Regions from separate parts of the Mus musculus genome. Here all the other regions are linked to region 2. A link is a loop called in an ENCODE intact Hi-C map of the cell type or tissue named here. Cell type or tissue: left cerebral cortex. All regions are shown on one strand. Each heading gives the region's core, and the rest is flanking DNA. Links, peaks and the distances in the headings are about the cores only.

Region 1 (3,532 bases), core at 400-2,899, 96 kb before region 2:
ATAGTGTAAAGTTATATAGAACTAGACACTGACCCTAAATTAAAAAAAAACATAAAAATACAAATGACATATTGGGGAAATAGCTCACAACATACATGACATAAAAGGGTTAATGTTCTTTTTGTTAGACAGAAGTCCAGGCTGGCCTTCAACTACTTATCGTTCTCTTGCCTCAGCCTTCAGAGGGCTGGAATTATAGGGCTATGCCACCACTGTTGGTGTTGGGATAATCTGTAAAGTAGTCCTACAAATCAATACTATATAATACATAATAAATAGTAAATATGAACAAGCCATTCATACAGAGATCCCAGCAAACATATATAAGAGACCTTTCTTTATTCATGAGAACTTATATAAAGTATTTGCCAGAGCTTTGTACAAGTGGGAAGTTAGAGGCAACTTAATTACCTAACTAGTATCTTCTGCGTCCAACTAATGTTCAGTGGAGAATGAGTCAGTGTTTATGAACTGAGTCCTTTTGCTCTGGTTCCTCCTGTTCTACCTTACTTTAGTTCAAACTGTTCTCTACAAAGTTTTTATTAGTTTGTTTTCTGTCACTTATGTTTTATTTATGCTTTTCCCTATTCTGGGCATTTCCTATCTTTACTTGGGCTTCATCTTCTCCGGTCTCTCCTCTGTATTCATACATGAAATTACAAATAAATACTACAAAGGAAGAGCAAAGGATTGTGAAAGAAAAATAAACATGCTGAATGATTATGTGCCCAGTGGTACAGTAGGGAGTGGCATATAAATACAAACAACAAAACACTCTTTTGTGTGTTGCCTCTGTTTCTGTTTCTTCTGACCATGCTAGTACTGAAGTTCCAAGAAGTCAGGGGCTCTGACTATTTACTTTATATGGAATTCTCTTATGTGAGTAACCTCATACTATTTCTTCAGAAATGATTCCACCCTCTGGCAACTGACTGTATGATGGTTACAAGACAGTCAATTAATCAGTCTCCATTTCCTTTATATTAGGGCATATTCATTCTCTCTGTGTCTCTGTCTCTCCCTCTGTCTTTTCTTCCCCACAAATATAAACGGATATATAGAAAGAAGTCAATATACATCTACCTACCTATAGCTTTCAGTTATGTTAAAATGACTTGGATTTTTTTAAACTATGAATCATAGGGTCTGATTTTGATGAATTATACAGTGATCAATTTCAAGTTATTTATTAGCTACCAAAAGCAGATTGATGGAGTTGTGGTTCAAATAATGTGATAATGAATGGCCTTCTCCTGCCTGGGCGGTTCTTTCCTGCATCGAACTCAAAGGTAGCTCAAAGTGGGCTTGAAAAGCCCCAGACAGACCCTTGTTTGTCACCCTGGCAGCATCGCGAAAAGAACCGGGAAGTCCTCTTTCCCCAGGGACTGAATAAGCCCCAAAGACCCTCCCACTGCTCGCGCGGGCCCGTGGTGCACTCCCACCTGAACCTCTCTTGACCCGCTGTATCCCAGATCTGGAGCTTGATGCGTTTTCCTGGCTCGATCTCCACCAAACGGGAGAAAAAATCTACCCCCACGGTGGGATCTGAAACCTGAGCAAAGCGGCCCTCGGTGAAGCGGCGGATCAGGCAGGACTTGCCCACCGTGGAATCGCCGATGACAATGAGCCGGAACTGGTACAGCCAGATGGCCTCCATGGCAGTGGCCTGGCAGGACTCTTCGGCCCGGGCCTGGGGAGGCGGGAGGGGGCGCCCCACCAAGGCCTTAGCACAGATCAACCCGTTTCTAGATCGGCCGCGAGAACATCACTGGCCTGGTAGCCTGAAGCAAGGTAGGCCCAGGCGCTGGGGGAACGAAGGGATGGATGCTGCGCTCGCAAAGGTGATGAAATGGCAGCAGCATCAGCACCACGCACTCTGACTCATCACTGAAAACCGAGTTACTGTAATTCTCTGCGTAGACGCGGCAGTAGTTTCACCACACTGTCTGTTAGAGGAGCGCACACAAAAACGGACAGGAGAGTAATGTGTTCTGTTTTTAATTATACCGACCACTCTCCTATTAATATAAAAATTATTATAAAAATTAATATAAAAATCTCTCTGCCGTTACAATTGCAAATCTAATTAATTTTTATTAAATCTAGAAAAATACATAAAAGTAAACAAAAGTCGAATAATTGTCTTCTCCGGGTTTCCATGCTCAAACATGCAAATATTATTATTCAGGCATATGCATGTGCATTTATTGCTATTTATTTTTTAAAAGACACAAAATTTAATCCTATACTTTTTGTGCAAATAACAAAGTGTCATATACGTCTCTCCATTTCCAACACATTTTTAAAAGAACATTCACACTGTTTTCCCTAATAGCTGTCCTAATTTATTTATAACCAGTGGTGTGCAAGGGTTCCCTTTGCTCTACACACACACACACACACACACACACACACACACACACTTGTTATCTTTAATCTTGTTCCCCTCTGCTGATTAGAAGAGCACAAAATCAGTCTCCTCATTACCATAAAATATGCAATAAAGTTTCCCAGCAGTAGGAGAAATCCCAGGGAGTCAGCACATTTTGAGTGCAATGTATAAACCTTGCTATGGGTAATCCGCTTTCATGATCATGGCATATCTTGTGCTAGGTAAGTATCTCTTTTGTCTTTTTGATAATTGTCCTTCATATCTTGGTGAGATGATATTCTACTGTGATTTGCACTTTCTTTATGATTAGTGATATTGAATATTTTTAAGATTTCTTTTCATGATTATTTGCATATATTCTGAGAAATATGTTTAGATTTAATGCTTATTTTTATTGGATATGTTCTTTATTTACATTTAAAATGTTTTACCCTTTCTCGGTTTCCCCTCCAGAACCCCCCATCCCATTCTCCCTCCCACTGTTCTATGAGGGTGCTCCCACACCCAACCACCCACTCCCACTTCCTGGTCCTGGCATTCCCCTACACTGGGGCATCAAGCCTTCACAAGACCAAAGGCCTCTCCTCCCATTGATGTCCCACAAGGCCATCCTCTGCTACATATGCAGCTGGAGCCATGAGTCGCTCCATGTGTACTCTTTGGTTGGTGGTTTAGTCTCTGGGAGCTCTGGGGGTTCTGGTTGGTTGATATTGTTGTTTTTCCTATGGGGTTGCTAACCCCTTCAACCCCTTCAGTCCTTTCTCTAACTCCTCCATTTGGGACCCTGTGCTCAGTTCAATGGTTGGCTGTGAGCATAGATCTCTGTATTTGTCAGGCTCTGTATCAGACTCCTGTCAGCAAGTACTTCTTGGCATCCACAATAGTATCTGTGTTTGGTGACTGTATATGGGATGGATCCCCAGGTCGGGCAATCTCTGGATGACCTTTTCTTCAGTCTCTACACTTTTTCTGAGGCTTTTTTTGTTTGTTTGTTTTTGTTTTTGTTTTTTTCCTACCGGATGGTTTTAGCTCCTTTGACAGAGATCAAGTGTGGGTTCATTTCTGGGTCTTCAATTTTATTCCATTGATCTTCCTTCCCGTCCCTTTACCAGTACCAGGCAGTTTTTATCACTATTGCCC
Region 2 (3,532 bases), core at 348-2,847:
GCATAGACTTACCTGATCTGGAGGACAGAAGTCAGACAAGCAGGGGGCAAGGGGGACAGATGAGCGGACAAGGAGTCAGAGGGACACACCGGGGGACATGCAGAGAGACAGGGACAGAGACAGATGGACAGGGGCACAGGCAAGGGGACAGGGGGACAAGCAGGCAGGGGGGAGAGACAGAGAGACCCGAGCTGCACAGGCCATGGGCTGGGTGGGAAGGAAGTGAGGACCTGGACGGACAGGGGAACAGACAGAGGAACAGACAGGGGGACAGACAGACCTGAGCTGCACAGGCGAAGAAGAAGTGAGGACCAGGACGGACGGACAGGAGGACAGATAGGCAAGCAGGGTGAGAGACAGGGGACTGACAGACTGACGGACAGACAGACAAACCTGAACTGCACAGGTGGTGGCCAAACACCAGGCAGGCAGGGTGGAAAGGAAGGAAGGAAGGAAGTGAGGACAGGGACAGACAGCCGAGCTGCACAGGCCATGGGCAACTCCAGGCAGGCCAGATCAGAAGCGAGGGAGGGAGATGGGACTGGGACAGGGACAGGGACAGGGACAGAGACAGAGACAGGGACAGATGGGGGAGGCAGGGAGGACGCACTGGCTGGGCCAACACGAACTCAGGCTGGGCCCGGGAAGTGAGGATGGCAAGACAGGGAGACACGGAGAGAGCCCCAGTCCCTGCACTTCTACAGGTACAACGGGAGCAGGGGCGCAGATCTGAGCCGCTGCCCGCCCGCCCGGGGACATCACTAATGCAGCCACACCGCTCGCCTGGAACCCCGGCAGGGACTCGGGTCCAGATTCATCCCCATGAGGCACAGAAGGAAGTAAGTGAGGGCAGGGAGGGACATACAGAGACCCGAGCTGCATGGGCGACGGTAAAGGCCAGTCAGGCCAGGTCACAAGGAAGGAAGAAGGAAGGGAGAACCGGGAGAGACGGAACTGGGATGCAGGCACGGCTCGGGCTTGGTCCCCGGTGAGAAGGGAGAACCAGGATCTGGGGGCTGCAGGACTCTTAGAAGCCTGGATGGGTCTCTCGTTGGCAGACGCCGATGCCAGGCAGCCCCGGGTGGAAGGGAGGAGGAGAGAGACAGAGAGACAGAGAGAGACTCTGTCCCTGCTTCTACAGGTACAAAGGGTACAGAGCCCGCGGATCTGAGCCACCGGCAGCCCAGGGACTCAGCCGGCTCGGCCACACCACTCTGGAACTCTGGCCTGGGTTCAGGGCCCAGATTCGTCCACTTGAGCCAGAGAACCAGGAGTACAGTTGCATTATTTCGCCACAAGGTGGCGCTAGAGATTAGCTCTAGGCCCTGTACACACCACATCTTCCATGAGCACCTGGGCCCGACTTCCTGTCCAAATGGAGGTGCTTCCTGTAGGCTTGCAGTCACACTATGTGGCCACTGGGTAGCGACAGCGGACAGCCCTAGGCCCTACACACACTACATCTCCCATGAGCACCTGGGACTCACTTCCTGTCCAAAATGGAAGCACTTCCTGTTGACTTGCAGTTACACTTTGTGGCCAACGGATGGCGATAGAGAGCGGACCTAGGACAGACACACACTACATCTCCCATGAAGACCTGGGACTCACTTCCTGTCCAATATGGAGGCACTTCCTGTTGGCTTGCAGTTACACTATCTGGCCACCCGGTGGCGATAGAGAGTAGACTTAAGCCCTACATAAACTACATCTCCCATGAGAAGCCGGGGCTCACTTCCTGTCCAAAATGGAAGCACTTCCTGTCTGGCCTGCAGTTGCACTTCATACCCACCAGGTGGCGAGAGAGAACGCCTATAGTCCACACACAAACTACGTCTCCCAAGAGCACTGGGGACGCACTTCCTGTCTGTCACAGGATCTCGGGCATGCTGGGAGCTGTAGTTCCCACGTGGGTAAAAGCACCCACCTATCCGGGTATAACCTCCTGGGAACCGACTGATTTAAAACCCTGTCACCGGGTCGGACCCGCCCACCCAGGCGGCTTACCCTCATCTCAGCCCTAACGCTGTGGGCAGATCTGAGCCCTTGGCCTACGACCAGAGCGGAGCTTTTTATTTTTTATTTTTTTCAAAAAAGCTAAAATCCTTAAAAAACAAAACAAAACAAAACAACTAAATATACATCAAAATCCTGAAACCTCAAGGACAGGTAGGGATACAAAGAGAAACACAGTCACAAAAAACTGAAAAAAAGAAAAGAAAGCAAGAAAGCAAGGAAAAGAAAGAAGGAAAGAAGGAAGGAAGGAAGGAAGGAAGGAAGGAAGGAAGGAAGGAAGGAAGGAAGGAAGGAAGAAAAAGAAAAGTTTTAGGGATATTTTGGCTTCTTGTGGTTTTTTGGGTTTTTTGTTTGTTTGTTTGTTTTTTGTTTTTAGATTTCTATGGGTTTTTTAAAGGGTTCGTAGAGTTTTTAGAAGAGTGTTTTAGAGATTTTTGGTTTTCAGGCTTCTAGTATTTTTAGTGTTTTTTTCATTTTTTTAAAGGATTTTAGTGTATTTTAGGGTTTTGGGGTTTAATTTAGGCTTTATTTTATTTTAACATTTTACTGTATTTCTTAGGGTTGTTGTTGTTGTTCTCGATTTAAAAAAAAAAAGTTTAGGGTTTTATATTTTGGGGTTTAAAATACCTTAAAATTCTAGAAGTAGTCAAGAACTGAAAGAAAATAAAACTTGAGACCTGTGATTCATGTAATTTATGTCAAGTAGCCCAAAGAGCTGTTTGAGCTTTGAAACCTGGGGCTCAGAACATAGCAGAACAGGCCAGGACATGCCTGAGGCTGCTTAGCCATAAAGATAAAGATAAAGATAAACATGTCAGACTGGCCAGGCGCCTCCCTATCTCCCACCCTTCTGACAGTCTGCTGATGTTTAAATGAACCAAACATGTGAAACCGCGCCAATTCCTCCCCCAGCCCCAGCCCCTTTTCTATAAAAACCCCTAGCTTCCAAGCCTAGTGGTCGAATCCACTGTCTCCTGCGTGAGATATGTTTCGACCAAGTGCTCTGCCATTAAACTACCTCGTGTTTTTACATCAAGGCGTTCTGTTCTGTTCGTGATTCTTGGGTGCATGCTGAATTGGGAGTTGAGTGGGGGTTTCCCCATTAGGTTCTTTCAAAACCTTCAAACAACCCTAAAAATAAATCTCAAAAAAAAAAAAAAAAGAAAGAAAAAAAGAAAAGCCTTAAAAAAAAACAAAAGACCTAAAAACACTAAAATCCTTAAAAAAAAAAAACAAAAAAAAAAAAACTAAGAGAACCTAAAACTCTAAAATACCTGAAAATTCTAGAAGAACTCTAAAACCCTCAAAAAAAAAAAAAAACCTAAAAAACCCTAAGATCCTAAAACACACACACACACACACAAACCCAAAACCATTTAAAAAAAAAAAAAAAAAACTTTTACCGAAAAAATCCTTAAAAAAAAAAATCAAAAAACTGAAACACTAAAGGAACCCTAAAGCCTTAAAAAAAAAAAAAACCCAAGCCCCTAAAAACCCCAAAATACTTTAAAAACCC
Region 3 (3,532 bases), core at 672-3,171, 530 kb after region 2:
CTGCACCACCGTACTCTGCTGGACCTGGACAGGATGCAGCCAAACTACTGACTGGACTTTAGGACTAGTAAGAAAAGCACCATGGTCATTTAAAGACTCATTCTATCCCAGACCTGCCTTAGTTTTGGAAGTTGATTTGAAGTAACTATAATGGCAAAAGTCCATTTCTATCTCTAGTCTCATTGAATACAAACCCCATCTATTACTGTATTGAATTATTATTTTTTTTAAAAGTTCTATTCAATTTAAAATTTTTTACAAAATGTTTTGGTATATATTAAGATAAAATTGAGATTTTTTTTCTCATTAGATTAATATTCCCACTGTGCATAATTGGGGATTTAGTATTTAGGTTTGAAACTGCCAGTTATATAATAATCTACTTTACATTTGATAGTTTTGTATTTAAATTTTCTATTCATCATCTTATGGTTGTGTTTATGCAATTTTTACTTAATAAAGTTTAAAGTTATTTAAACACTTCACAAGATCTGGTGCCTCCTGTTTCTTTTATGGCAGAGTAATAAAGCCTGGTTTGTGAGGTGACCTGAGAAGCAGGTGTTGAGGGTGTGACTCACCAGCTTCAGCCTTAGAAACATTGTGCTCACCAGTGATTGTTATTGTGTTCTGGGTCTCTGCAGTGGAGTTGGAATGTTCCAGAGAGCATCCACTCCTTTATTGTGGGTTGTAGAGGGAGAATATATGTGCAGCTCAGTTGAGCTGTGTCCAGCTGTAGAGTGTGTACTTGGGGCCACTTGTTATTGAAGCTACTCTGCATTACTCTAAATGGGAATTCAGGCAGGTCCACTACTGACACCTACCACAGACTGAGAATGACACTGGAAAAGAAAACAGTATCTTCATAGTTTGGCCCAGATTTTGGGAGAAAAAATATCTCAATTCTCTTTTGTCTCTAGCAGCTTGAGGATGTATAGAAAAGACAACACAGAGTTGGGGGAATGGCTCAGTTGGCCAAGTACTTGCCAGTAAGTGTGAGGATCCAAGTTGTACCCAGGGCCCCATTAAGATAAGCCACGATGTGTGGCTGTAAGCCTGAAGAGCTCAGATCCTTTATGGCAGAGTGGTTTTCCATCTTATCTCTTTCCTCCAGCCCAACTCCTGCCTTGGGAGGATGTTTCTTTCCTAATCAGCCATTCTTGCTTTTTCAGCAATTAGAAGTCTGTAATCAATTAATTGAGGACAGAAGATCCTCAAAATCCTCTGGAAGCTCTTCTGAACCTTGCTATCATCCAATATCAGTAGTGTCTATTTTCAAATGCTTAATGTGTATGTGGAGGCTGACAAACATGAAGCTCGGTGGTAGATGGGAGAGCTTACCCATGTATGATGTGTGAGTCCATGCCTTCAGTCATCAGCACCTTTGGTGGGGCACAGAGCTGAAGCTTTAAAATGTTTGTGGATGTTCCACTCCACAGGGAGCAGACAGCTAAGCTCAGTAAGAAGATGAAGTTTCCAACGAGCAGTTGTATTGCAGATGACTCTGTTCCTTCACAGGACGACTCATCATAGTCACGTGGTATGCCATTTGATGGCACTGGCCTTCAGTAAAGGCAATGTAGTCTTTGGAAGAGCAAAGTGGGCCCAGATAAACAATACCGAGGTTCAAAAACAAGTTTTCAAGTACATCTGTTTTTCTTCAGAGCTGGGACTGAATCCAGGACCTCATTGATGGGGAGCAAGCACTCTGCCAACTCACAATATCAGTAACAACAAAAAAACCAGCAACATGCACCGCCCCCAGAATCAATTATTATTATCTTAAAAAGCAGTTCATCTAAATTAGGGCCAGGCTATTTTTTTGGAAGTTGAATGCTGCCATCTGCTGGCTGCCTTGGAGGAGGGCACTCTTTCAGACACAACAAAACCGAAAACCCACACAGCCTCAGAGGTGAAAGCCAGATACAACATAATTTTACCCACAAAAATGATCGCTTCTTTCACAATGTAAGTAAAATATGATTCTTTTAAAAAGTGTAAAATATAGAAAACGTGAATATGGAAAAGTATAAATTTCCTATTACTCCTTAGTCCAACACCTTGGTGATTTTTTTCTTTGCCCATTCCCCTCTTTCATTTTCCCTTTTCTCGTGTGTGTGTGTGTGTGTGTGTGTTGTTTGCTTATTTGTTTATTTTGAATTAGAGCTATGTATATAGCTGAGGCTAACCTTGAAACTGACCTTTCCCTATATCTCTGCTTCAGAGTACTGGGATATCAGGGGGACATTACCACTCCCAGCCACCCAGGCTTTATGTGCACATTGATTCATGTATTGGATTGAAACAGGTTTTCCTTTATCCAAGGCTGCCTTAGACCTTTCTAGTTAGCCTTGAACTTCTGACCCTACTGGTTCAACTTTGAGAATGCTGGGGTTTCAGGGCTGTGCCACCATATCCAGTTTACCCAGGTTTATGCATGTGGGCATCCAAGCAATTTAACTCAAATTTGAATCTCCAAACTTTACCTGTTACTCCCATCTTCAGGTGCAGGCATGAAATCCAGTGGCACAGCATGCTGAGCAAGCACCTTGCCATTGAGCTACAGCCTGTCTCTCTTGTTTCCATCGTACAATATTTGGACTTGTGTTCCAAACTATGTTTTTATACGAGTTGCATTTAACAAACAGTTATTGCAAATTTTCTATATGCTAAGCAATTTATTAGGCAACAGGAATAAAACAATGAAAGGCTGGAGATATGACTCATTTGGCGATGCTAGAGCCCTTTGCCTAGAGGGCACTGGACCCCATATTAGATTTCCAACCATGAAAATCAAAAATAAGGATGCAGGAATGGTTCAATATATGAAAATTTATCAAAGTAACCCACTATATAAACAAACTTAAAAAAAAATCACATAATCATCTTAGTAGATGCTGAAAAGGTACTTCATTTATTAAACCCATCTTTTTTTTTCTAGGTTTTAAGACAAAACCCCTAACTTTTCTTACTGATAATGGTATCACATAGCTGTAAGCACTCAGGATGGAGAGGCAGGAGGATTGTCCCCAAGTTCCTGATCTCATAGCATGTTTGAGGCCCAACTGACACACATAGTGAAAAATGCCTATCAAAGCAAAAACAAACTCCACTGTGCATGTAGAAATGAACAGAAGAGCACTTGACACCTTAGCTCACAACCTCCTGCAACTCCAGCCCGAGGGAACTCAACACTCCCCCATGGCCTCTGTGGCTTCCTGTACCCAGGTTCTCATATCCACATGAACAAACATTAATTCAAAATAAAACAGTTCTTTTTCATAGGAAACAAAAAGATTGAGAGAGAGGGAGGACACAGAGCCCCACACAGACTATAATTTCAACCGTCTCAGGCAGAAATCTTAGTTGCTCATCATATTCATTACAGTGTATCGCCTGAGAGATTAGGGTTGTTTTTTTAAATTAGGTATTTTCTCCATATACATTTCAAATGCTATCCCAAAAGTCCCATAGACCCTCCACCCCATACTGCCCTACCTACCCACTCCCACTTCTTGGCCCTGGCATTCACCTG
Region 4 (3,532 bases), core at 465-2,964, 260 kb before region 2:
GCAAATATAGTAAGATGAGCAGTCCATGCTGCCCCATCAAGGCAGGACATGTTAGCTATGAACAGTAACTGAAAATAACATATGATATAAAACTGAAACTTAGAGAGAAGATATAGATAGGTCCAATTACACCCCTGCAATTTCTCCAATCTTTATCATTATAAAACTTAAATCATGGAAAGATGTGGACTAAGCATTAGGCAAAAACAGAGGTTGCTAGCATATATATTGTACCACAGTGCTCTGGACTTGGGACAGTATTTGTATGGAGACTTAGGTTGGAACTGACTTGGGAGAAAAGAGCAAAGCATCAACACCTCTTCAAGTAACACCTTCAATATGTTCCCTTTCCAGTACTGCCATATCTGTCTGGCTTCAGAACTACAAAAGGAATTTTTAAAAAAAACAAATTCAAACAAAAGCATATGAGATGTGGAGGCTGTGTGGTATATATTTTGCATTCATTTATAATCAGTACTAAACCCCTTGTGTAATTGGTAAACTTGTAATTTTTTAAGGAAGATTTGTATATTTTCCCCTCAGTTCATTGGCATATTTTAAAATAAAATTAGTTTTATATATAAGTTAACCATGTCTGACACCAAGGAAATGATCAGAGGGAATCTGTAATTTTCTATAATTAGTTACTTGATGTGATACATTCAAACTTGAACAATAAAGTCCCTCCATCCTTCTCTTCCTGTACCAGACAAATATATATCTAAAAGCTTTTGTAAAAAGTAGCAGCAAGCAAACTGGAGTTACTTTTTCAGATACAGTAAAACACTGTTTCTGTCAAAGGCTACTCACATGAATAAAATGTTTCTTGGACTAATTATTCCGCCTCCAGCACAGCTAGGCTAAAACTTCCAGGTCCCCCACCCCGGGACACTCAAGCAGGGTTCGCGTTGTGAGCCTAGGACGAACCAAGGGGCATCCCGAGCCGAGGTCACTAGAACTGAAGGTAGGAGGTGCAGGCCAGCAGCCGGAAGTGGTCCAAGGGCTGTGACTTGGAAATAAAAGAAAATAAAATAAAACCTTAACTGTTTTAGGACCGACTTTCAAAAGAGGCCCTTTATTCGCAGCGATGTCGCCTCAAAGTGCTGTCCGTGACGCATGTAGGCCGCGCCGGGCTCTCATCAGCGGGCGGGCAAAATGGGCGCCAGCACTATGAAGGCGTCTGCCCTGGCGGCCTGGAGCTACTCACAGCCTACGTCCGCCCCGGCGGGGGAACACCGCCTCCCTGCTGCCCAGCTAGCTGCCCAGCCTGACGCGTAGACCTCTTTCGCCAGCCACCACCCAACGTCCCAATGCTTTGCTAGCCGAGACCAACCCGCTCTTCTCCCAGGTGCTGCTAGGCGGGCACCGCCTCTGAGCCCCAGGCTCCGCCCCTGTGGAACCCGCGCTGTTCTTCCAGGGCTGGGCGGAGCCTCAAGCTAAGGGCTGGTCGCTGCGTCTGAGCGCCGGGTTGGACGAGCCGCTGTGCGCCCTTGGCGGACGTGAGCGGAAAGAAGATGGCGGTGCAGGTGGTGCAAGCTGTGCAGGCGGTTCATCTTGAGTCTGACGCTTTCCTAGTTTGTCTCAACCATGCTCTGAGCACAGAAAAGGAGGAAGTGATGGGTCTGTGTATAGGGGAGGTAAGTTGGCCACCTTGGCTGAAATCTTGCTGATCAATACCCTGTGTTCCTGGAGGCGGCTGGGAGGCCATAGGGATGTGATTTGGATCCTTTGAGGTGTTTTATTTTGTTGTTCGAGACAGGGTTTCTCTGTGTAGCCCCGGCTGTCCTGGAACTCACGCTGTAGACCAGGCTGGCCTCGAACTCAGAAATCCGCCTGCCTCTGCCTCCCGAGTGCTGGGATTCCGGCTTCCTTTGAGTTTTTAATGCTGTCGCGGGGTACTTTTCTTCTGGCGCTCTGATCCATGCTTATGTTCCTGTAAACCCTCAGCGGTCTGCATGAACTCAGGGGATGGGGGTTATCATACCAGTGATTAAAACTGCAAACCAGGCCAGAAACACATTCTGGCATGAGTTATCCAGATATTAGAAAACCAGTAGCCCAGGTTACAGCCTTGTGTCTTGCCACCAGTTTTTCCTATGTGAAGCAGAGCTAGCTATCACTAAAGCATTTTTAAAGCCCAGCAAAGAACTCAAACAGAAGGGTTTCATGGACTCCAAAGTCTCTTTGTGGTTAAATGTTACAGATATTTGAAAGTAGATGAGGAAGTACAGTGTAGCTTTAAAGTACTCAGAATGAATTCTCCAGTCTTTCATACTGTTGTGTGTGAACATATGGCCTAATTTTCATGTAAATGTGCATCCCTATAACTAACTAAATGTGTCATTAATATTTTCTGCTCTTTCCTACTCTAGTTGAATGATGACATAAGGTAAGACTATATTTGTTTATTTACATATTATAAACTAAACTGATTCTTAGTGAAGAAGTACAGCAACTTTTTAACAGTATTTACATGTTTTATCTTAATATTAACAGTATAGAGATGCCTCACTATAATCTGAGTTCTACCGTGATCCTAAAGATTCATTTTAACCTTATATCATAGCATAATCTTTATGTAAAATATATATGCTCCTATGTGGAAAATCTGGCAGAAGAAACCAACATCATAAGTGAATTTGTAAAAGTTCTTAAACATAGAATTTTGTTGGAGATCCAGAGCCTAACTGATTACTGCATAATAGCTAAATGAATAGAACTTTGTTGACTGGAATAAAGGCAGCTTATTAAAAATGACTATCAATATACTTGACATTTGGTTCTATTACATTCCATTTTCTCGCTTTATTTGTTTTATATCTCTCTTCCCTGAAACACCAGGGATAGGCCACTTACTTTCCTTATGGCAGATAATGCCTACATATTGAGAGGCTTTTCCCTTGTTGACCCATTACCCATCTAAATTATCAGTGGATTTCTGTCCCACCCCTGTGAATCCTACAGATCCTAGTAGCTTAAAAGCTTCAGAGATGGTAAAACCTTTGAGTCTCTATTGTTTAAACTGCAAAGCGTAGCTTATTGTTTATCAAGCCTTCTCCTTAAAACCTGGAATCTACTCTGTTCTTCTTCCTCCCTCTTCTGTTTCAGCTAAGGTTACATTGCAAAAACTGTTTATGTTAGTTTTCCTTGACTCCTTTTTCTATTCTAAACCACAATTACTCTCTTTTCTAATCTATCTCCAATAGGAGTGACTCCAAATTTACATACACTGGAACGGAAATGCGCACAGTCCAAGAAAAGGTATGTATGATAAAATTCTGGATGATCAAAATTTATGATTGGGGAGAAAGTTCAGCAGTCTGTTTGAGGACTTCAGCCAGGATATTAATCCACTTTGTAATTGTGCAGCATAGTTTTTTTCCATACTAAAATCAGATGAAAAATCTCATGAGAATGGGACCTAGTTAGTTTCTGGCTTTTCTCCTGAGTGTTCATTCCCACCTCAGTTTTCCTGCCATTCTCTAGGCTAATTGTATAAAACTAGTTAGATTTTCCTTCAATATATTAGAGC

What was found. Hi-C counts contacts between places; a loop is a spot of excess contacts. Peaks named below come from ENCODE experiments on the same cell type or tissue, not always from the same donor. Only the 100,000 strongest peaks of a DNase experiment are listed, where the experiment ranks them.
Region 1: a loop joins it to region 2, with 4 times the contacts of the local background. A loop is called at or near these places in 3 of 42 quality-filtered maps.
Region 3: a loop joins it to region 2, with 11 times the contacts of the local background. A loop is called at or near these places in 11 of 42 quality-filtered maps.
Region 4: it touches region 2 in a loop (5-fold over the local background); 2 of 42 quality-filtered maps call a loop at or near these places.

Annotation. Positions count from the first base shown.
Region 1 is chrX:75,576,351-75,579,882 of GRCm38, forward strand. Rab39b (RAB39B, member RAS oncogene family) reads right to left here and starts at 1,881. Exons shown (of 2, transcript NM_175122.6): 1 at 1,443-1,881. The coding sequence starts at 1,657. It overlaps Gm25421 (a small nuclear RNA gene), which reads right to left and starts at 2,621; the gene lies at 2,458-2,621. In left cerebral cortex, for the core only: no CTCF peak of the experiment used is centred there; a DNase peak (open chromatin) is centred at 1,839; H3K4me3 peaks cover 1,684 bases; H3K27ac peaks cover 703 bases.
Region 2 is chrX:75,672,608-75,676,139 of GRCm38, forward strand. It overlaps the pseudogene LOC115489104. Among named protein-coding and RNA genes, the nearest start is that of 4933407K13Rik, 90 kb to the right of the region's middle. In left cerebral cortex, for the core only: CTCF peaks have their summits at 1,549 (motif pointing right) and 1,756 (motif pointing right); DNase peaks (open chromatin) are centred at 384, 807 and 1,607; H3K4me3 peaks cover 979 bases; H3K27ac peaks cover 518 bases.
Region 3 is chrX:76,199,748-76,203,279 of GRCm38, forward strand. No RefSeq gene overlaps it. Among named protein-coding and RNA genes, the nearest start is that of Gm14707, 45 kb to the right of the region's middle. In left cerebral cortex, for the core only: a CTCF peak has its summit at 1,860 (motif pointing left); DNase peaks (open chromatin) are centred at 1,416 and 1,835.
Region 4 is chrX:75,415,205-75,418,736 of GRCm38, forward strand. It overlaps Cmc4 (C-x(9)-C motif containing 4), which reads right to left and starts at 1,380. Exons shown (of 4, transcript NM_001294277.1): 1 at 1,334-1,380; 2 at 811-1,009. It overlaps Mtcp1 (mature T cell proliferation 1), which reads right to left and starts at 1,380. Exons shown (of 5, transcript NM_001039373.5): 1 at 811-1,380. Brcc3 (BRCA1/BRCA2-containing complex, subunit 3) reads left to right here and starts at 1,424. Exons shown (of 10, transcript NM_001358737.1): 1 at 1,424-1,637; 2 at 2,373-2,389; 3 at 3,207-3,261. The coding sequence starts at 1,515. In left cerebral cortex, for the core only: a CTCF peak has its summit at 1,491; a DNase peak (open chromatin) is centred at 1,421; H3K4me3 peaks cover 1,761 bases; H3K27ac peaks cover 920 bases.